Linked DNA regions of Homo sapiens: region 1 is linked to region 2. The links are chromatin loops, found by intact Hi-C in ENCODE. Cell type or tissue: gastrocnemius medialis. All regions are shown on one strand.

Region 1 (5,000 bases), 130 kb after region 2:
TCTTTCCCAGTGATGCATCCTGCTCTTTATCTCTTCTCTTAATTGCCACCACTTCCCCTGTCTCTAGGAGTTCTTCACTTCCTGAGACTAACTCCCAGAAAGAATGCTGGTTCCCATGCCTAGCTTCGGAGTAGCCCTCAATAGGCAGCCAACCTTCTCTCCAAGGGGACAGGCAGAAGATAACAAAATGATAGCCATGGGGAATATCATAACATTGAGGTCCCTCTAAAGGTTGTTTGTCAAATTGTACACTACTATTTCCAAAAGAGGAATGAAATACAGTTATAAATTGCTCTGTTTATTTGAAAGTGGCACAGAGTTACTGCAAAAGAAATAAAAGGAGCATCTATGACCCAACTCTAACATTCAGAACGTAAGGACTGTGAAATACATTAGACATATGAAACCTGGTGAGAGCTGAGGTCCACTGAGGCAACAGGGCTACACAACTCCTGCCTGGGAAGGGCTTGTAGGGACCCTTGGGACTATGGCCCAGAAAGGCACTTGTCACTTCCTCTGAGGGACTGCATCAGGTTTCCACATGAAGCTTTCAGAATGATATTTTAGTTTACAGTAGGAACAAGCTTGATATTTTCGTTTGGTTTCCGTTCATAGATTTAGGCTTCATTTCTTCTGTCATTGCTGGGTCCTGGCTACCCCTAACACTTATAGGACCTGGGGCATGAGTACAAGCAGAGGTTCACATACCATATGTCTAAATATTTAAAAGTTATAAATCAAGCTAGCAACATTGTTGAATAAAATATGTTCTATCTTCCCACAGTGTCAAATATACCTTTTTAACGTTAAAATTTTAAAATACATAGAAAGTTGTGGTGTGTTTTAAATGATTAAGAGCCAGGAACTATGAAAAATGGCTATTTTAATCATTGTTATGCATGTCTGGATGTTTTGTTCATGGGCCAAAGATATCATATATAATTCATAGATTGTTATATATTAGTTCCATAAAAATTTGTTTGCCTTCCTTTCAGGAAAATGACTACCTAAGTTGTTTTATGCAAGATTTTTACAGTGTATATTCTATTGATAACATCGCTAAATTAGACAAATTTGTTTTTCTTTTTGTTTTATTTTATTTTATTTTATTTTGAAACAAGGTCTGGCTCTATCACCCAGGCTGGAGTGCAGTGGTGTATGATCTTGGGTCACTGCAACCTCTGCCTACTGGGCTCAAGCCATCCTCTCACCTCAGCCTTCTGAGTACCTGGGACCACAGGCACGCACTACCGTGCCTGGCAAATTTTTGTATGTTTTACAGAGATGGGGTTTCTCCATGTTGGCCGGGCTGGTCTCGAACTCCTGGCCTCAAGCAACCCACCTACCTTGGCCTCCCAAAGTGCTGGGATTGCAGGCTTGAAGTACTGCACCTGGCCTGAACAAATTTCTTAAGTCCTTGTCATTCTTGCTTTTTTTTTTGGACAGGTTCTGGCTCTGTCATCCAGGCTGGAGTTCAGTGGCATGACCTTGGCTCACTGCAACCCCTGCCTCTGCATTCAAGCAATCCTCCCACCTCAGCCTCCCGAGTAGCTGGGACTACAGGTGCCAGCCAACATGCCTGGTTGTAATTCTTACACTGTAAAACTAATTTTAATTTGGAGAAACTTCACTCCCTGGAGCCAGTGGCAGCTATAGTTATCAATAAAATTCCTAAAGTGATACTTAAATTTGGAAATGAACTAAGAATTATACATGCCATGTTCAAACACAGAAATGGAATCATATATGACAAATAATCATTATTGTAGAATATATTACAAAATATTACAATTTAATCATATAAATCAGTATCATACTTCATACATTATCCTAGGTTTGTACAAATTTAAGAATAATATGACTTGTTTAATGTGTTAATTTTCTTGGGCTGCTGGAAAGTATCACAAACTGCATGGCAAAAACAATAGAAATTTAGTATCTCATAGTTCTGGAGGCTAGAAGTATGAGATCAATGTGTTCATGGGGTTGGTTCTTTCTTATGGCTATGAGGAAAGATTTCTCCTTTCCAGAAGTGTGTCAGAATTTTTCCGTATTCATTGGCTTATAGATGCATCTCCCCAACCTCTGCCTTGGTGTTCACATGATAGTCTTCCTATATGTGTAGCCCTTAATTTCCCCTTTTCATAAGGACACCAGTCATACTGTATTGGGATCCACCGTGACGACCTCATTTTAACTTGATTACCTCTGTAAAGACCTATTTCCAAATAAGATCACATTCCAAGGTACCTGGAAATTAGGACTTCAAGATACATATTTGGGAGGACATGGTTCAACCCATAACACTTGATATTGCAAAGTTTTTCTCAGCCATGCAAAACTCTTGCAAATGTTATTCTAATGTGTGAGAGCTTTCAGAAGCGCTGGTTGGAATATAATGAAAATAGATGTTTGGTAATATTGGGAATGATAGTTTGTTGTGCAAGAATATTTTGCATTCAAACTGAGAGAAGAATTTGACACATTGGTTAATTTATCTTTTCTCCTGCTGAAGTGGCTCTGCCAGTGTAGTTTCTCCTAGGCTCTAAGAAGAGTCCATCTCCTCCACTGGCAGTGTCACAATACACAAAACTTTGACAGTATGCAGTTGTGGTCACCTTCTATTCCAAGGACAGAGGGCAAGACATGTAGAGAAATGTTCCCTGGGCCAGAACAGTGCTGGTCACAAAAATAGATGTCTAAGGTTTTGATTACATTGTGCGAGCACTCATTGCCAGATCCCAAGAGGCAAAGGGTTCCATGCGTACTCTTTACTCTCATTACATATATTCCCTGTGTATTTTTTGTATGTAGGCCCAGGGCCAGGACCTTTCTCTCTTTTTTTAATAACAGTTTTATTAAGATACAGTTAACCATAAAATTCACTGTTTTAAAGTGTGCGACTCAGTCTTTTTACTATATTCACAAAATTTTGCAACTCTCACTACTATCTTATTTTAGAACATTTTCATCATCTCAAAAAGAAACTTCTCCCAGCTATAGTAGCTTCTAATTTACTTCCTATCCCTATGAATTTGCCTATTCTAGACATTTCATATAAGTAGAATCCGACAATATTTGTCCTTTTGTGTTTGCCTTCTTTCACTTAGCATAAGGATGTTGAGGTTCATATAAATTATAGCATGCATCGGTGCTTCATCCTTTTTATGGCTGAATAACAGTCCATGCATGGCTATACCACATTTCGTTTATCCATTTTTCTGTTGATGGACATTTGGGTTGCTTCTACTTTTTGCTTATTCTGAATAATGCTGCCATGACCATTCATGTGCATTGTGGGGTATGTGTTTTCAATTCTCTTGGGTATATACCTAGAAATAGAATTCCTGGGTTATATGGTAATTCTATGTTTAACTTTTTGAGGAACTGCAAAACTGTTTTCCAAAGAGGCTGCAGCATTTTGTATTTGCAGAAGGATAGTATATGGGTTCCAATTTCTCCACATGCTCTCCAACACTTATTTTCCTTATTTAAAAATTATTTATTTATTTATTTATTTAAAATTTATTATAGCCAGCCGGGCGCAGTGGTTCATGCCTGTAATTGCAGCACTTTGGGAGGCCAAGGCGGGTGGATCACCTGAGATCTGGAGTTTGAGACCAGCCTGGCCAACATGGTGAAACCCCGTATCTACTAAAAATACAAAAAATTAGCCAGGTGTGGTGGCGAGCATCTGTAATCCCAGCTACTCGAGAGGCTGAGGCAGGAGAATCACTTGAACCCAGGAGGCAGAGGTTGCAATGAGCTGAGATCATGCCATTGCAGTCCAGCCTGGCCAGCAGAGCAAGACTCTATCTCCAAAAAAAAAAAAAACAAACATTATTATAGCCATCCTCGTGAGTGTGAAATGGTATCTCATTGTGGTTTTGATTTGCATTTTCCTAATGACTCATGATGTTGAGCATCTTTTCATGTGCATATTGGCCATTTATGTTTTCTTTGGGGAAATGTTTGTTCAAACTTTTTACCCATTTTTTAAATTGAATTAATTGTCTTTTTATTCTTGAGGTGTAAGAGTTACTTATTTTGGGTATATACCCTTATTAGATATATGATTTGCAAATATTTTCATTCTATGGATTGTCTTTTCATTTTCTTGATAGTGTTCTTTGAAACACAAAAGTTTTTCATTTTGATGACATTCAATTTATTACCCATTCTTTGGTTGGTTGTGATTTTGAAAACCATCGCCTGATGCAAGCGTACAAAGATTTACTCCTCTGTTTTTTTCCTAAAAGTTTTTATTTACAGTTTTAGCTCTTACATTTAGGTTTTTGGTCCATCTTGAATTAATTTTTGTATACAGTGTGTGAGGTGGGAGTCCAGGTTCATTCTTTTGCATGTGGATATCCTGTTGTTCCAATATCATTTGATGAAAAGACCATTCTTTACCCATTGAATTGTCTTGGCACTCTGTTAAACCAATTAAACATGTGTCTATGTGTCTATCCCTATTCAGTTCTACATAGTCTTGATTACTATAGGTTTGTAGTAAGTTTTGAAATCAGGAAATATGAGTACTCTGTATTAGTATTCCACTGGAGAAACAAAACCAGTAAAATTGTGTATGTATACATATATAAAGAGATATATTACAAAGAATTTGCTAAAATCCTTAGGGCAGGGAGCCAGGAGGCACAGGCTGGGAACTTTTGGGCAGTTGCTCATGCCATAGTCCACAGGTAGAATTTCTTCTTCCTCAGAGATACCTCTTAAGGCCTTTCATCTGATTGGATCAGGCCCACCCAAACTATTGAGGATGACCTCCTACAACCAGTCAGTTGATTGTAGATGTTAATAAAATTTATAAAGTACTTTCACAGCAACACCTAGACTAGTGTTTGAATAACTCAGGACTGTACCTTGCCAGTTGATATGTAAAACTAGTCATCACCTCTTTCTATATTGTTCTTTTTCAAGACTTTTGTTGTTGTTGTTATTCTGAGTGCTTTGCATTTCCATATGAATTTTAGGGTCAG
Region 2 (5,000 bases):
GGGAGACACTGTTCTCAGTGCTTTACATGTCCAAATTCATTTAACTCTCCAGAAGAGGGAGCAGTAGGAGAGAAGGGTGATGAACAGACCCTACAAACGGACTAAATTATTAAATAATGAATCAGCAATTAGTTCTAAAAATGTTTATGTAGTGCTTACTGTGTGCCAGACACCATGATTAAAGGACAATCGAAGTAACTCGGTAATCACCTCTGAACTGCCAGTATGGGTGTTTTATCACCTTCCATGTTCTGTGTTGACGGTTTATTGAACACATTTTGAGTTCTTCAGGGCAGTGCTTATTAAATTCAGCGTGCGTTTGGATCGCCTGGGAATCATGGTAAAATGCAGATTCCGATTTGAAAGTGCTGTGGTGGAGCCTGCGAGTTTGCATTTCTAACAAGCTCATGGGGGTGGCGACGCTGCACATCCAGGTGACCTCTTGAAGTAGCAAGATCTTAGAGAACCAAGTAAATGGCAGAGGAAATACAAGCAGGATAAGACAGGAACATATTGTCACTTTCACACCAGAAGAGGCAGTAGGCCTGGATTTGGCCCCAGGCCCCAGTTTAACATGATCATTATGGTTGTTGTCGCTACCATGTGCACCAAAGGAATCTAAGAGCTTGGAACCTTAAGGCCCAATGGCACGGTTTACAATGCTAACACACCTTAAAGTTAAAGGAAGAATGTACGCTATCCTAGGAACATGACTGATAAGGTGCGGCAGAGAGAGTGGGGTGGGGCGGGTGGGGTGGGAGGCTAGAAGTCAGGAAACCTGTGTTCTCATCAGGGCTCATTTACAGACTTGCTATGTGACCTAGTTTAATCACTGAGCCTTTCAGTGTCCCGATATCCTCATCTACAAAGCAGACTGGTAAACATCTGCTCTGCCCACCCAGGACTGCAGAAGTGAGACAGGATGCACAAAAGCTCTTGGGAAAACCAAAGAAACACTGCAAATGTGCATTTTTATAATTAAAAAATATAGAGTCTGTCTTCAGCAGTAGGCAGGAAAGAGGGGGTATCTCAGGAGCTCCCACTTTGGTTTATGTCTCTCTGAGGGCTTGTTATGCTTCTCAGCCTATTCTGTATTCAGGAGATGCATAGAGCTTCTGGCTTCATGCTGTTTCAGAGCAGCCCACTTCAGCCTTTTCTTTACCAATAGAAACCCCTAGACTATCACAGCTTGTCCTTCTTGCACTGAACCCATTAAGAATAAAGAAAGTCTCTGGGCTGGGGAGTGGAAGTGAGGGACATAACATTTACTGAGTATTTTATGTGAGTTATTTTACTTAATCTTCACAACACTCCTAGGAGGAAGGTAGTCTGAATTATGAAATTGTTCCAATTTCATAGATGAGGCACCTAAAGCTCAGACAGGCTCACTTGCCTGGGGTTTGGTTTTGTTTCTCTTTGTAAAAGGTAAGTCTTTTCAATTTAGTAGGTCAAAACACGTGATTCTCTCCTTTTCATAAGACTATAAAGTTAGCAACCTCTGGTATCTGGTTAACAGTTCACTTTGTGCAGGTTATTCCAGAGGTAGATAGCATGAGTTTATGTCGAAGCCCAGGATTTTGTGCCAAACATCCGTCTCTTTGCAACAGAATTGGAGAATTGTTCCAGAATTCTTTGAATTCTTAATTTGCAGAATTTCATAAAGAGTTCTACAGCTCACTTTTCCTAGGAATAGAGGAGAGCGGCAACTGAAGACAGCAGGCTTTTTCTTTTTAGTATTGATGATGATGATGATGAGCTTTAACACAGCTTATCCAGGTAATCCTCATGTAGTGCTGTGATGTTGATGGTTTTGTTACCCATATTTTAGAGAAGAGGAAACTAGAGACTTAGAGGGTTAAGAGACTTATACACAGCCTAACTATTCCAAGTGTTTAGGACTAAGTGGACTTTAGTCTTGGTTTTTCCAGCTCCAACTCTGAGGGTTGTTTCCATATTCCCCTGTATTACATGGATTAACCAGTGTTAGTGACCATCCGGCTAAGAAATTAGCAGTGGCTCTCAGTGGAAAAGAGCTACTTGATTCTAATGATAGTAATAATGAAAACAACTGCCAGCTTCCTGTGCTGTTGGTAGGGCCTCCTGGGTTGGCCCTGTCACATCCCATCATGTCACGGGGCATGTGAGATCACGGGGCTGAAATAACCCTGGGCGACTGATGTAAAACAGATTGCGTGTGACACCTGCCCTTGGGCTTCCCAGCGTGGCACTTCAGCCCCTCTTGGCTCAGAAAGCATTTAATATACCCACAGAGTGCTGGGTTCCCCCCCAAAACTTTCTGCAAACTTCCTTGTAACTCTGGAACAGGATCCCAGGCCATGTGGAATCTTGAAAAGGTGATTGACACTGGAGACGCAAGGTCCTGTTGGTTTGGGCTGGTTACTCAATGTCTTTGAGTCTCAGTTTTTCACCTGCAAGTGGGAATAAGGATAGTACTCCGTTCTCTGAGTTGTGAGGGTTAATTGAGCCAGTGGTGCCAGATCACAGTAGGTACCCAGGCAAAGAGGATTGTTGTAGCTTACTTTCTTCTGGATTACATCATCCTTAATTTTTCTCTTTCCCTCTCCTCTCAGAAGTCATCACAAATTCTGACACTTCTAAATTATGCCTTAAGCCTATCTATATTGTGTCTAGCTACCACCTTAGTCTAAATCAGCTTCACCTCTAGCCTAGATTACTATACTAGCTTCTTACCTGGTCTTCTGCTTGTACTCCCACTTGACAGAGCATCTAGAGTGATTTTATTAAAATATAAACCAGATCATTCATTCGCTTTTGTAAAACTCTTCAGCGGTTTCCAATTGCACTTTGAATCAATCTGTACCCCTTACCCTGCAAACTGCCACCTGCTGTGGTCCCTGCCCACTTACCCACCTCCACTGGATGCCCCTCGATACCCAGCTCACTGTGCCTCGGTCATGACGGCCTTCTTTTTCTTCCTTGGATGCACCAAAACCAGGGGGCCTGAGGACCTTTGCATGTGCTGTTTGTCCCCTTTGCCTGGAATGCTATTCTCCAAGATCTTTGCATAGCTGGAAATTTTGTAGCTCTAAACACGGGGTTCTTCCATTTCATAAGACTATAAAGCTAGCAACCTCTGGTATCTGGTTAACAGTTCACTTTGTGCAGGTTATTCCAGATGCAGATAGCATGGGTTTAGGTTTTCATTTAGAGAACCACCTGACCTCTCCGTAGAAACTCACCACATTCTCTCCCCCAGTGACTTTCTAACACATTACAGTGTTTTAATTTTCTTCATGTACTCAGCACTACTTGAAGTTTTCTCATGTATTTGTTGACAGTTTATCTCCACCCACTAGAAGGTAACTCTGGCCAGGGTTACAGCACTAGTTCTAACCAGTGTCTGCTGTATAAGAGGCACTCAGCAAATATTGATTGATTGAATGAATACATTTTTTATTATATATTAAAAATAAGTAGAAATGAATTTTTAAAAATAAGAGGGAAGTCTTTCAATGTCTATATTCAAGCCGAGGTTTGGGATCCAGTGGCCATGGACAGGCCTGATGGGAAGGGGTGGGTGGAAGAATCACTCGTCTTCAGAGCATTGCGGTATGGTGAGAGACCATCTCATACAGCCTACTGCCTCCCGATACTTTCATTCACTCGTTCAGTTATTTGAAAAGAGCTCACTGTGTGCTGCTCTATGTGCTGAACTCTGGGCTCATAGCAACTAACCATGAAAGACCTGGCTCTGCCTTTACCGAGCTTAAAGTTTGACAGTGAAGACTGGCACTGAGTGCAAGAATTTTCCATTGAAACAAGTATTTAACAAGAGAGCAGCACAGGAGGGCCTGGGAGCATTTTGTAGGAGGCCCTCTTCTGGAGGATCAGGGAGTCATCTCTAAAGGAGTGACATCTAATCTAAATCTGGAGAATGCCTGACCCTGTCCACATTTTCTCATCAGCCCTTGAGAACGGTGGAAGGTTTTGCGGATTGGACCAGCAAAGGGGATGCTTTTTTTTTTTTTTTTTTTTTTTTAAGAAAAAACTTCCTCCACCCAGATGACACCTTTTTCTTTCTTTATTTTTTATTTTTTATTTTTTTATTATTATACTTTAAGTTTTAGGGTACATGTGCACATTGTGCAGGTTAGTTACATATGTATACATGTGCCATGCTGGTGCGCTGCACCCACTAACTCATCATCTAGCATTAGGTATATCTCCCAATGCTATCCCTCCCCCTTCCCCCCACCCCACAACAGTCCCCAGAGTGTGATATTCCCCTTCCTGTGTCCATGTGATCTCATTGTTCAATTCTCACCTATGAGTGAGAATATGCGGTGTCTGGTTTTTTGTTCTTGCGATAGTTTACTGAGAATGATGATTTCCAATTTCATCCATGTCCCTACAAAGGACATGAACTCATCATTTTTTATGGCTGCATAGTATTCCATGGTGTATATGTGCCACATTTTCTTAATCCAGTCTATCATTGTTGGACATTTGGGTTGGTTCCAAGTTTTTGCTATCGTGAATAATGCCGCAATAAACATACGTGTGCATGTGTCTTTATAGCAGCATGATTTATAGTCCTTTGGGTATATACCCAGTAATGGGATGGCTGGGCCAAATGGTATTTCCAGTTCTAGATCCCTGAGGAATCGCCACACTGACTTCCACAATGGTTGAACTAGTTTACAGTCCCACCAACAGTGTAAAAGTTTTCCTATTTCTCCACATCCTCTCCAGCACCTGTTGTTTCCTGACTTTTTAATGATTGCCATTCTAACTGGTGTGAGATGGTATCTCATTGTGGTTTTGATTTGCATTTCTCTGATGGCCAGTGATGATGAGCATTTTTTCATGTGTTTTTTGGCTGCATAAATGTCTTCTTTTGAGAAGTGTCTGTTCATGTCCATCGCCCACTTTTTGATGGGGTTGTTTGTTTTTTTCTTGTAAATTTGTTTGAGTTCATTGTAGATTCTGGATATTAGCCCTTTGTCAGATGAGTAGGT

Evidence for each region. Peaks named below come from ENCODE experiments on the same cell type or tissue, not always from the same donor. Only the 100,000 strongest peaks of a DNase experiment are listed, where the experiment ranks them.
Region 1: it touches region 2 in a loop (3-fold over the local background); 8 of 110 quality-filtered maps call a loop at or near these places.

What each region holds. Positions count from the first base shown.
Region 1 is chr1:64,052,857-64,057,856 of GRCh38, forward strand. All of the region lies in intron 4 of ROR1 (receptor tyrosine kinase like orphan receptor 1), which reads left to right. Among named protein-coding and RNA genes, the nearest start is that of ROR1-AS1, 57 kb to the right of the region's middle. In gastrocnemius medialis, no CTCF peak of the experiment used is centred here; a DNase peak (open chromatin) is centred at 2,665; H3K27ac peaks cover 1,147 bases.
Region 2 is chr1:63,920,936-63,925,935 of GRCh38, forward strand. The region is part of intron 1 of ROR1 (receptor tyrosine kinase like orphan receptor 1); the gene reads left to right. Among named protein-coding and RNA genes, the nearest start is that of ROR1, 150 kb to the left of the region's middle. In gastrocnemius medialis, no CTCF peak of the experiment used is centred here; a DNase peak (open chromatin) is centred at 2,156; H3K27ac peaks cover 896 bases.